Linked DNA regions of Homo sapiens: region 2 is linked to region 1. A link is a contact called in ENCODE Hi-C or POLR2A ChIA-PET data. All regions are on one chromosome and are shown on one strand. The core of a region is the stretch at or near the end of the contact, and the rest is flanking DNA. Distances in the headings are between cores, read along the strand shown. Region 1 has its middle 72 kb from the start of SYT6. Region 2 has its middle 62 kb from the start of OLFML3.

The links. A loop is a pair of places that touch in the nucleus more often than their neighbours do. ChIA-PET counts read pairs that join two places held with the same protein, here RNA polymerase II (POLR2A).
Region 2: a loop to region 1 is called in a map of psoas muscle, with 2.0 times the contacts of the local background. The contact joins two enhancer-like sites. A Hi-C loop is called at or near these places in 3 of 168 maps with a recorded cell type or tissue (CD4-positive, alpha-beta T cell, PC-3 and psoas muscle). POLR2A ChIA-PET finds 5 or more read pairs at or near these places in 2 of 52 experiments (H1 and activated CD4-positive, alpha-beta T cell).

Annotation. Positions count from the first base shown.
Region 1 is chr1:114,078,601-114,084,556 of GRCh38, reverse strand. No RefSeq gene overlaps it. Among named protein-coding and RNA genes, the nearest start is that of SYT6, 72 kb to the left of the region's middle. RefSeq lists an enhancer at 5,615-5,956. Within about 2 kb of position 3,143, at least 9 of the 41 ENCODE cell types and tissues checked have a DNase peak (open chromatin) inside an H3K27ac peak, as active enhancers do.
Region 2 is chr1:114,038,499-114,044,454 of GRCh38, reverse strand. No RefSeq gene overlaps it. Among named protein-coding and RNA genes, the nearest start is that of OLFML3, 62 kb to the right of the region's middle. RefSeq lists an enhancer at 5,664-5,956. Within about 2 kb of position 3,599, at least 2 of the 41 ENCODE cell types and tissues checked have a DNase peak (open chromatin) inside an H3K27ac peak, as active enhancers do.

The DNA.
Region 1 (5,956 bases), core at 1,894-4,393:
CTCTCTCCTGCGCTACCTCAGCCCCAGAATGCTCAAGAACTTCAACTGGGCTTACTCACATTATGGCAGGCTCACCTCTTTTTCTACATACACATGGGTATTTACTCATCTATTCACTCAAAACACATGTGTTGAGCATCTAAGGTATATCAGGTATCATGTTAGAGATGAGGACATGCAAATTTAATAATAATAATAACTAACATATACTAAGCAGTTACTATATGCCAGGCATTGTTCTAAGTGCTTTACATGCAAAATCTCATCTAATTCTCCCTCCAGCCCTAAGAGGGTAAAGAGCTTGCCCAAGATCATGAAACTGAACCCAGGTAATTAAATCCCAGAGCTCACATGCTTAAGCATGATGCTAAACTGCCTTCTAATAAAACATAGCTCTTTAAGGAGCTCACAATTCAGAGGAGACAAACGAAGAAATAGAAAATTACTCTGTAATATGGTAAAACCAAACCTTGAGAAATACCTGAGATTTAAGACATCCTAGAGAAGGATTACCTAACCCAGACAACTATGCATATCCCTTCATGGTGTACCCCTAAATGTACCTTCTGAAACCCCAGCCTCATCCCTTCCAGGAGAGGGTCCCGTGATGGCCTCTTTGAGAACCATCAGTCATCCATACTAATTTGATCCCCCATATCAATTACTCCTCCAGGAGCAGCTAAAGAGTTGTGGGATCTGCCTATCAAACCCAACCCTAGCCAGTAAACCCAAATGACAATGATGCAAATGATGGACAATGCAAGGAAGAATGAAGTCAGTATAACTTCACAGCTCTACTGAAAAGCAGTGTTGAGCTTCAAAAAGGCAGGAGAGCTCATCACGCTGTTACAATATGCAGCTCCAGACAAAACCTGAGCCATGAGACTTGACGAAAAAGGAAATTTGGTGATGAGCTGATGAGCTGCCACAGGAGAGGGCAGACAATACGGAGGGTTCAGAGGAACCCTGCAAACTCAGGCACTCCCACAGGCTAGCTCAGCTCTCCTGCCTCCTTGCATCTCTTTCCTTTCAGTACCAGAGTTGTGAATCACCTCCTGCAGCAATCTCACCTGAGGGCAACCAACTCACAGTAAATTAGTACTGGGGAAAGGAATGGAGGAGATATGTGACTCTTTTCCCTGAGGTGGCTCTTTTTTCCACACAGTTTGGGGAAGTTTGGTGACACATCAGAGATTATCCAGAGATACACAGAGCACCAATGTGGGCAGATGCCCCAGGCTTTCGTGAGCCATGTAGCATTTCTGCTTTTCTCTGTGGCTTCACCTTACAGTCTGTACCTAGGCTAGGCCTGTGGGAACATTTCAGGCTGGAGCAATAAGGAATGAAACCTGGGGCTAGAAATTCTGTTTGTGGAAATGTGAGTCCCTGAGATGACAGAGGACTTGCTAATCACAGTTGAAAGGGCTATGGCCCTTTGTACCATGGTCTTTCATCTCTCTGGAAAAATTACCAACAATGACACACAGCAGTTAAAATGGATTGTGAAATCAAAGAGCCAGACAAACTTCACACATTGTCTTCCTTAAATTACTAAGAACTTTCTTTGCCGAATGATACAAATATACCTGACTTACTGTGCAGAGAGATTCCTCATCTGCCTTCTAGATGCTAACCTGTAGCTGTCCTCCTGCACCTGGCTCTCCCTCTCCCTGACAAGGAAGTAAGGGCCAGAGGGGGGTGTGAAATTGTATTCTTCAGTTTATTTAATCCCTGTGGCTACCTAGCACGTGAAAATAGATTTGCCTCTTTGACACCAATACATTTGGTAAGCTCAAGAGCCTAGAGGCAGAAGACCTGGGTTAAATTCTGGCTCCTTGAGCCTCCCCAGTCTGCCCTGGATGGATCACTTATCCTCTCTGAGCCTCACTTCCCTCATCTGTAAAACAGGGGGATGACAACTTTCATGGCAGTGGTCAGGCTCGGCTTCTGACCCCATTGTGAGAGCATCCTGCAGCCTAGCTGCCTGGACAGTCTCCTCTTTCTCTGAAGGCCCCTGCTCAGCCTTTACAACCGGGTAACTTGTGCTGCTCTTAAGCCTGGAGATGGTGGCAGGAAGCACAGAGGGGGGTGTAAGGAATAAATCAAGTGGCTGGGTAATTAATTTAGAATAACTTAAGCACTGAATGTGGAAGAGAAACAAAAGTGATGACATTTAATGAATGTGTCAGTTGATATCTCACTCATTCCAGCTGTCTTTTAAAATGTCAAATATCCCCTTCCTTTTCCTTGCAGCTGGAAGGTACATGCTAAAAACAACAATTCTGTCCCAGTAGGTTAGCACAGGCACATAATTCAGAAGCAGGACGTCCTAGAGGCTGTAGGAACAGGAGACTATGCCCATCACCCTAGACAGCTGGACGCTGCAGCTGCTCCTTGCGCCCCACACCAGGCCACTCTCCTAGCTCTTCAGCTACCTTCTTGCTATCAACCATAAAAAAACACACAAGACGTCGATGCCAAGAGAAAGACAGTCAGTGTGCTTTAGGGTCCTTTCCCCTGTTTGTGTCTCTTCAAACTTCTCAGGGCTTGAAAGTTTTCGAGAGAAAACCTTAGCTGAACTCCAGGGAGAGAGAAAGCCAGGAGACGGTTGCCCCAGAGAACTCCAGGCTCAGGCATTTCCATTCTGAGCTGATTGGCCCTTGGCTCAGTCTTCTATAAATACCAGATACTGCTTCAGAGACAAACCAGGGGAACAAGCCAGCTGGATTTTCACTTTGGGGGAAAATGTCAAGCCAAGCGGCACCAAACACTTTTCATCTCAAACTCCAACTCTTACCCCCTAAAGGGAGCTTCCTCACTTTCAGCCACAGCTGAGCAGCCGCCTCTTCAACCTCACAGGGTGCTGAGCTACAAGGAGGAAGAGCCGCTAAAGAGCAAGCAAAAAACTGGCCAGTGGTCAGACAACCCAGAAGCAGAAGTGACCTCGGCAGTCCGAAAAGTTCCAGCAACCCGAGCTTATTGACCCGAGAGCAGCTTCTGGCTTGAGGAGCAGAGAGGGCCGTGGTCTTCTAGGCCATCTGGGGAGAGGCGCAGAGTGAGCTAGTGTGGGACAACTATGAACAGCTCAGCTTTGGCCAAGCACAGCCGTTCAGGGAAGACACAGTGACAGGTCAGAGCAGAGGCCACCCTTCCACTGTCCAGTTTAGAGCCAGGTTGTGCCGGGAGTCCATACCAGCCCCTCAGGCAAAGGCGGAGCTCCACTGCCTCAGTGCTCCCTTACTGAAGGAGCAGAGCCCAACCATGCCGACGCTCACCCCTGCTGACCTGCTCACCGATGCTCAAAGTCAATGGCTTCTTAAAGGACGTGTTTCCAACCCATATTCTCCTCGGCTGCCAAAGTGCCTCTGGCAGCCAATCAGCCCCTCCCTCCTGGAGGTTCTCTCCTTTTCTGACTCAAGGATCCTGCATGAGATCCAGCTTTGCTGCCATCCTGACTATTCTGCACACCTCCTCAGTGAGAAGGCTCCTCCAGCCCTCCACCCTCTCCCAGCACACTCTTACCCCCACTCACCTCCACCTCCACTTCACCCACTGCCTCCACGCCAGGGCTGACCTGCGTCCCCAGCTACCATTATTCTTCTGAGCACCAGGCCCAAATTGTCACCTGCCGTTAGACAAGGCCCTGAGATATCCTGCCACAACCTAAACCCAACATATCCTTCAGAGCTGCTCCTCAGCCTCTGCAGACTTCAGCAGCATTGTCCCATCAGTTTAACCCTTGACTCCCCTCTCTCCCTCAATCCGCCAGCGTGTCCCATTTACTTATTCTGTGTTGTCTCCTTCTTCTTATCTCACTGCCCCACTCTCTCTGGGCCCTCACTACTTCCCACTACTGTTATCTCTCCTACTAGAATTTCAACTTCTCACCCTCCTCTGTGCCAATTGAGAGATTAAAAACTCTAATACCTTCTGGGGCTAAGCAGGTGTAAATGTGTGAGGCTGTAAAACAAACGTAGAGTTGTAGGTTGTGGGAACTGGAAGGTGAAAGCTCTATTTAAAGACATTCAAATGCAAATTAAAAAAAAAAAAAAGGCTGGGCACAGTGGCTCATGCCTGTAATCCCAGTACTTTGGGAGGCCAAGGTGGGTGGATCACTTGAGGTCAGGAGTTCGAGATCAGCCTGACCAACATGGTGAAATCACATCTCTACTAAAAATAAAAAAAAAAAAAAATAGCCGGATGTGGTGGCAGGCACCCGTAGTCCCAGCTACTTGGGAGGCTGAGGCAGGAGAATCACTTGAACCCAGGAGGTGGAGGTTACAATGAGCCGAGATCGTGCCATTGCACAACAGCCTGGGCAACAAGAGCAAAACTCCGTCTGAAAAAAAAAATTTTTAATTTAAAAATTTTTTTTGAAAAGCTAACACTGTTGGCCAAACTAATAAGATTCAGCCCCTGGACAACTGCTTCTGAACCCCTAAAAAGCTGTTCTCCACTTCCCTAGTAATTTATTCATCCTAAAACCTTTGCCAGGCATCCCACTATTACTCATAATTTTTTACTAACTCCCCTTTTGCCCACAGAAGGAGAAAGGAATGATTAATGTTTGCATAGAGCTTTAAAAATTACCAAGCACTTTGCCTTACATGAAACTGACAATGCATTAATCTGGTGTTCAAAACACTTCATGGGTCTTCAGCACCCGTTTCTATGGCCAAATGCAACACCCTCCTCTCACCATGCTTTGTTTATACTCTGTATCTTCAGGATACCCTCCCTAGTCTCAGGAAACCTAATCCCACTTATTCTTGGGGCCTAACTACAGCCTCTCCTGAAAAGCCTTCCAGAAGAGCCCTGCAGGGGATAGTGCTTTTCCCTCCCATACCTTGAGCCGGTGCTGGGCACACTCCCTTATTAGAAGCTGGTGTCCTATTTCTTTCGTGCCCTTTCTCGCCTGGCTCCCTCCCGCTGCCCTGCACATCCAGGTGCCCCATCATGGGGAGCCTGTCAGAGAGGAGGCACCTACAGCCAAGAGGGGAGGACACACGAGCCAAAACCAGAGTCAAGTACCCAGATTCAGAATACCCAGCATGAGATTCAGAAAACAGTTAACATAGTAACCCCACAAACGTGGTCTGTGATGGACAATGCAAGAAAGAAGTCTTGGTGTGATTTAACAGAGGACGCTCTCCATCGGCGTCTCAAACTTTACTGTGCATTTGAGCCACCTAGAAAGCTTGTTAAAAATGTAAATTGCTACCCACAGAAGCTCTGATGCACTAGATTGGAGCCTAGGAATCTGCACTTCAACAAGCTGGCTGGTGTTTCTGATGCATAACAAAGTCCAGGCACATGCATCAAGGAACATTAAGCCCAGAATTAGAGATTTGGCTTTACCTGGCATGGGATGGTTGTTCCTAAGTTGAGAAGACCCTGACCCAGACACAGCTCATAGGGGGATTGTGTTCCCCTGTGATGGGACTTGTGTGTCTACTTAGGTCTGTTCATGAACAGTTTGGGGGTGTGACTGTTTCCCTCTCTGGCATTTGGCCGGCAGCCCCATGAGCAACACACTGCCAGACTTGCACAGGAGGGGTGTTAGCAAAGGCACCCCCTCTGCGAGCCTTGCCCAGTGCCCTGAAGGTCACCCCACACCAATGCCACTGTAATTCAGTCCCCACTACAGCAGGGTGAAACATCTGCTTCCCATGACCACAGAGCAAAGGCAGAAGCAGACAGGTTGATCATGACTGAGAGCATCTGTTTTAAACCAGGCTAACTGCAGGTTGGGCAGAAGCAGGGCAGGAGGCAGTGGTGGAGCGCTGCCCTGGCCTGGGCACCTCTTCACACCCCTCTCCCTAACCCAGTCTTTTCTTTCCTATAGTCAGCAACACTTTCCTAAGCACTGAAGGACAGATACAGGAGAATGTTAGGAAATAGACTCTAGATTATTGGGGTCTCATCAGGGCAGAAGGTAAGGGTAAAGGTGGGTGTC
Region 2 (5,956 bases), core at 2,350-4,849, 41 kb after region 1:
CACGGCATTAGAAAACTAATACAGCCTTCCTGAGGCAGGTAGATCCCATAGTGAAAGAAGGCAAGTAGATTAGCCATTCATGCTCATTCCATCTCCTAAACTCGACACTCAAATCATTGAGGGCGGCCAGGACCGTTTATCTGATGATGGTGCCTGCATATGGAAACATGAAGGCAACGGGAAGGAAAATCTCTCCATTCACCAACACCTCTGCCTCAATACAAAGCAAGAGTGGGAGAAAGAGAGAACTGTTAGGAGGATACAACCATAGTTCAGACAAAAGATGACAATGGCTTGAGTGGTACAGTGGCCAGGATGAGAAGTCAACAGATCTGAGACATATTTGGAAGGTATAAGTTGCCAGACTTGCTAATTGATTGGATACAGAGGGTGAGAGAGAAAAGATCAAGAACAACTTGTAGGTTTCTGGCTTGAACAACTGGGTATAGTGGTGCCACTTACCAAGCAAGGAAACACTGGGAGAGAAACAGTTTGGGGAAAGAGTGAAAAATTGAGTTCATTCTGGACATGTTAAGTTTCAGTGCCTGTGAGACATCCAAGTAGAGATGTCAATTAGGGGGCTGGATATGCCAATCTGGAGCTCAGAAGAGAAGTTGGGGCTGGAGATATGAATGTGTGAGTCACTGGCATAAAGATGTTATTTAAAGCTGTGGAGAGGTGTAGAAGCACCTTGGGAGGGAACGTAATCGTGCCCTTCCAGGCTCTCCCCCACGCCACCCTCCACACTACTTACTGGTCGTTCTAAAATGCAAATCCCATCATGTCAGTGCTAAGAATTATGCAATTGCAGTCAAAGGGATTTTTTCCCCTTCTTTTAAGTTTCAATTTTGCAGGAATTTTGTTTAAACTGTAAAAGGAACGCTATGTTAACATATTGTACATTGACCTAGTTTCACAGAAGAAATTATATAGCACTGATTAAAAGCCAGTACAATATTTGGAAAGTGGAAGAGAAACAGAGAACACAAAGAAAATATAAGACGGCAAGTGAATAATTAAATTATAGCAAGTGTGTTGCCTTTAACACTGCTTTCCCAGAGTAACTAAGATAATTTATAGAGCCAGCCAAAGATTTTAATTGCCTAAAAGGCCACTCTGCAGCTGTGTGACCTTGGAAACTGCTTTGACCTTTCTATGTCTCTTCGCTTTTTCTGTAAGGTGGGGATAATGATGTTTGCACTGCTTTCCTGGAAAGGTCGCTGAGAAGGCCAGATGAGATAATGGAAATAAAAACACTTTGAAAAGTTTACAGGAGGAGGAGGTCATAAGCTCCTTGGGTTCAGGGACTGCAACGTTTTGTGCTTATATCCTCTCCACCCAGCAGAGTGCCTAGAGTTCATTATAGGATTATTATCAGAAAGGGAAAAAATGCTTCCTGGGCTCCCTCTTGCCTTCAGAATAAATCTCAGTTGGGTTCCCTGAGAGCAGAGTCTAAGATTAAGACCTGGATGCAGATCATTTATGGGGTTGTCTGGGTTGTCCCCGGAGTGAGGGAGCAGGAACAGAGACCAAGAGAACATGCCAGAGTGTGGCACAACAGGGACACCACTGTGGAAGGCAATAGGGACTCAGTTCTGTGAAGATGCCGAGATGCTTCCTGAATCACTTCCGGGACTGTCCACCTGAAAGGTGGGAGTCTAGAACAGTGACCCACCACTCCAGCCCCTCCACTGCATGAGGTTGTCCTGGAGTATGACAGCCATCGACCCTCTTCAAGGGAAGCGCTGTGGCCTCAGAGACTCCTGGGGCAGAAGGTGGAGCCTGCTTGTGGTAAAACTTCTCATTGAGCAGTTGGCTTGGGCTTGCATAGAACCTTCCACCACTGTAGCAACTAAAGCCAGAGGTAGGCCAAGGGAATGTGATGTTGGGCACCAAAAGCTGTCTGCTACCAGATCCAAAACCTTCTGCCCGCCATTTGTCCTCCTATAGCTCCTAGCCCCACTTAAGGGGATTTTTCTGCTGTCAGACTGCTACACAGGCAGCCCTAGGGGGCTATTTTTTACCTCATATCCCTGACACCTCCCTATGCCACAGCTGATTGGATCAAGGACAGGCACCTGTCCTGAAGGCAGCCAGACTTTAGGCACACTAGTAACCCATAATTAGATAAAACCAATCAATCAGATTCTCTCCCTGGGGAATTCAAACTGGGAAACCCAAGAACATGAGTCCATCAGCAGCAGGTGTTGAAAGCAGCAGGATGAAAGGCAAGGATAGGGCTGTAAGAATAGGTCGAGTCTACCAGGGGGCCGACTGATCTAGAAAATTTATCATAAAAGAGATGATTCTTGACCTGAGTCTTATAAGGTGATGATGTGTTAACTAGACAGGCAGATAAAATGAACCAAAGTATGAGCAGACCAAGATTATAGAAATTAAAAGGTAAGGTAGAGAAAAGGTGAGTGAGGATAAGAATAAGCCAGTTGGTGTTGGGTCAGGTGGAGATGCCTAAAGGGGGACTGGATTTCCTTAAAAGCACAGAACTACCTTGAAGATGTTCCTGCTGCTCCTGAGGCCAGGTCATGCAGCTTCCTTACACCTGTGTCTTCTGACCACCCCACACTCCTTCAAATAAAGAGAATAATGGATTCCAGGCACCCACAATGTAGCCACTCTCCATATACTCCATATGTTCTCAGGCCAGCCCTGCCTCAAATTCCTGGGCAACTCTGTTTATTCTTTAAAACTCAGCTTGGACATCAGATCCTTTCTTGACTCCACTGTACCCCTATAGCCCTGAATCACATGCCTTTCCTCTGTCCTCCGGATACCCATATCCATCTCTACTGTAGCATTCTTTGAGTTCCAATTATTGATATTCTTATCTGTTACCGTTACACTGAGAACTCTCTGAAGATTGGGGAAAAAATTAATTACCCATTCATTTAACAAATATATGTTGAGTGTTATGTGCCACACATTGTTCTGGACATTGGAGACATAAAAATGAATAAGGAAGACAGAGTTCTTGCTCTCATGGAGCAATTGTTGGATGGATGGATGGATGGATGGATAGATGGTTTGGTAGTTGGGTGTGTGGATGGAAGGATGAGAGGGTGGAAAATGGATGGATGGAGAGATGGATGGATAGATGCATGTATGAGTAAATACATGGATGAAGCTTTGATGTGTAAAAGTCCACTATAAAGGAATAAAAGGTTTTGTCTTTGGTTAAACATTTACAGTCACCTCTTAGTCCAGACCTATCTGTATTCCTGTGTTAATTATCTATCACTATGTAACAAATTGCCCCATGACTGAGTGGCTTAAAATAATTATTACTTCACAGTTGTTGTGTGTCATGAATTTAGACAAAGCACAATGGAACACCTGGGGTCTCAGTTGGAAGCCTTGAAAGCTGGGACCTGAAATCACCAAAAGGCTTGACTGAGGGTGGAGTGCCTTCTTCCAAGGTGGCTCACTCACATGGTCATGGCAAGTTGGTTACTGCTGATGAGTGCCTCTCCATGGAGCTTCCTGAGTGTCCTCATGACATGGCAGTTGGCTTGTCCCTGAGTGAACAGTCCAGGAGGGAGCAGGGCAGAAGAAGCAATGCCTGCTATGACGTAGCCTCAAAAGCCACAGACCATCACTCTCACCACATTCTAGTCATTAGAAGCAAATTACTCAGACTGGTGCACATTCAAGGCAATAGGAATTACACTCCACCTTTGAAACTGTCTTCACAGGGTTCACAGGAATCACATGCTGGATTCTGGGTAGAAACATAGTTATAATAAAGTATTAATCAGCTGCACTTTGGCCACATCCTTGTAACTGAAAGTCAGGTAACACTAGTTACTGACTATTCACATCCCTCTTGCTCCCATTAGGCAGGATTTCTGACCTTAGAATCATTTTGGTTAAGAATTGCTTAAGACGTTCTGATCTTAGAATCTTTTGGTTAAGAATTGCTTAAGATGTTCTTCAGATCCTGAATTGTGAAACTACTGAAACCAACCAGTTTGAAGACTCGCCACAGAGGAACCAAACCTGAATAAGAATGCAGTTGCTTCATCTCCCTGACCCATGACTTCTCCCTGCACTCTTCAACCAGTCAATGATCCCCACACCTTGGCCCACTCCAAACCCCTCAAAATCCCCAGCTCCAAATTCCCTGGGAGGTGGATTTGAGATTTCTTCCTGTCTCCTCATTCGGCTGCCCTACAATGATTAAACTCTTTGTCCACTGCAGTGCCTGGTATCTCAGTATATTGACTTGCTGCACATTGGGCAAATGAAGCTATTAGGATTATGATTACACTTTTGATGGGAGTAGTGCCTAAGAAGTTGTGGACATATGTTAAAACAACACAATCCCTCTTCCTCAGGCCTGCAAATTAATTTGTTTTCTTTTTTCCAGCAGTCATCAACTCCTATCAGACTCCTCCCTCCACAAAATCCCCACTCAACAGTACACAGTCTTCCCAATTTAATTCCTACCAGGCTTCTCTAAACAAGAATAACCTTTGCATCTTAAGGGTTTTACCACTAATCCTTACAGAAAAGAAAAGAAAACTGGCCAGGCACGATGGCTCACACCTGTAATCCCAACACTTTGGGAGGCCAAGGCAGGCGGATCACGAGGTCAGGAGATAAAGACCATCCTGGCTAACATGGTGAAACCCCATCTCTACTAAAAATACAAAAAAAAAATTAGCCAGGTGTGGTGGCAAGTACCTGTAGTCCCAGCTACTCAGGAGGCTGAGACAGGAGAATGGCATGAACCCTGGAGGCGGAGCTTGCAGTGAGCTGAGATCTTGCCACTGCACTACCGCCTGGGTGACAGTGAGACTCCATCTCAAAAAAGAAAATGTTTTGTAGAGACAGGCTCTATGTTGCCCAGGGTGGTCTCAAACTACTGGGCTCAAGTGATTCTCCTGCCTCAGCCTCCCAAAGTGCTGGGACCACAGGCATGAGCCACTGCTGCCAGCCTTACACTCCTTCAAAAAGTCTACAAGGCTATTCGTGATGTTGCTTTGGCTCACCTCCCCTGACATCCACTTTTGACCAGAAGGAACTAGTTTCACCACCAAGATCTGTCTCACCTGTGGGCCTTTATACAAGCTGTTTGCTCCACCTGGAAAGTTTGCCTCCCCAACCACCAACCCTCATCCTGAGACTGCCTCACTCCTACTCACCTTCAGGTGTCAGTTTGGAAGTCTTCTTTTCCAGGAGTGTATGCCTGACTTCACCTCACCCCAAGCTAACGTACTGGGCTTGCTCCCACTTTCCACATGCAATTATAGTTTGCTTTATTATTTATCTATTTATGCTGTTGACAAAAAGGGCCAAACTCTGTAAACTATTTGAAGAGATATGTTCTGAGCCAAATATGAGTGACCCATAATGGCCCATGACACAGCCCCAGGAGATCCTGAGAACATGTGCCCAAGGTGGTTGGCCTACAGCTTGGTTTTATACATCTTAGGGGGACATAAGACATCAATCGATACATGTAAGCTGTACATTGGTTCAGTTCAGGAAGATGAGATGGGGCAGGGGCCTGCTTTCAGGTCACAGGTAGATTCAAAGGTTTTCTGGCAATTGGTTGAAAAAGTTTATATAAAGACCTGGAATCAATAAAAGAAGTATCTGGCTTAAGATAAGGAGCTGTGGAGACCACAGTTCTTATGCAGATGAAACCTCCAGGTAGCAGGCTTCAGAGAGAATAGGTTGTAAATGTTTCATATCAGACTTAAGATAAGGAGCTGTGGAGACCACAGTTCTTATGCAGTTGAAACCTTCAGATGGCAGGCTTCAGAGAGAATAGATTGTAAATGTTTCGTGTCAGACTTAAAGAGTCTGTTTTCTCAGTTTTAAGGTCTCTGTTTTAATGTTAATGCTGGTCAGCTGTGCCTGAATTCCAACAGGAGGAAGGTACAATGAGGCATGTCCCCCACCTCCCATCATGGCCTGAATAGTTTTTCAGGCT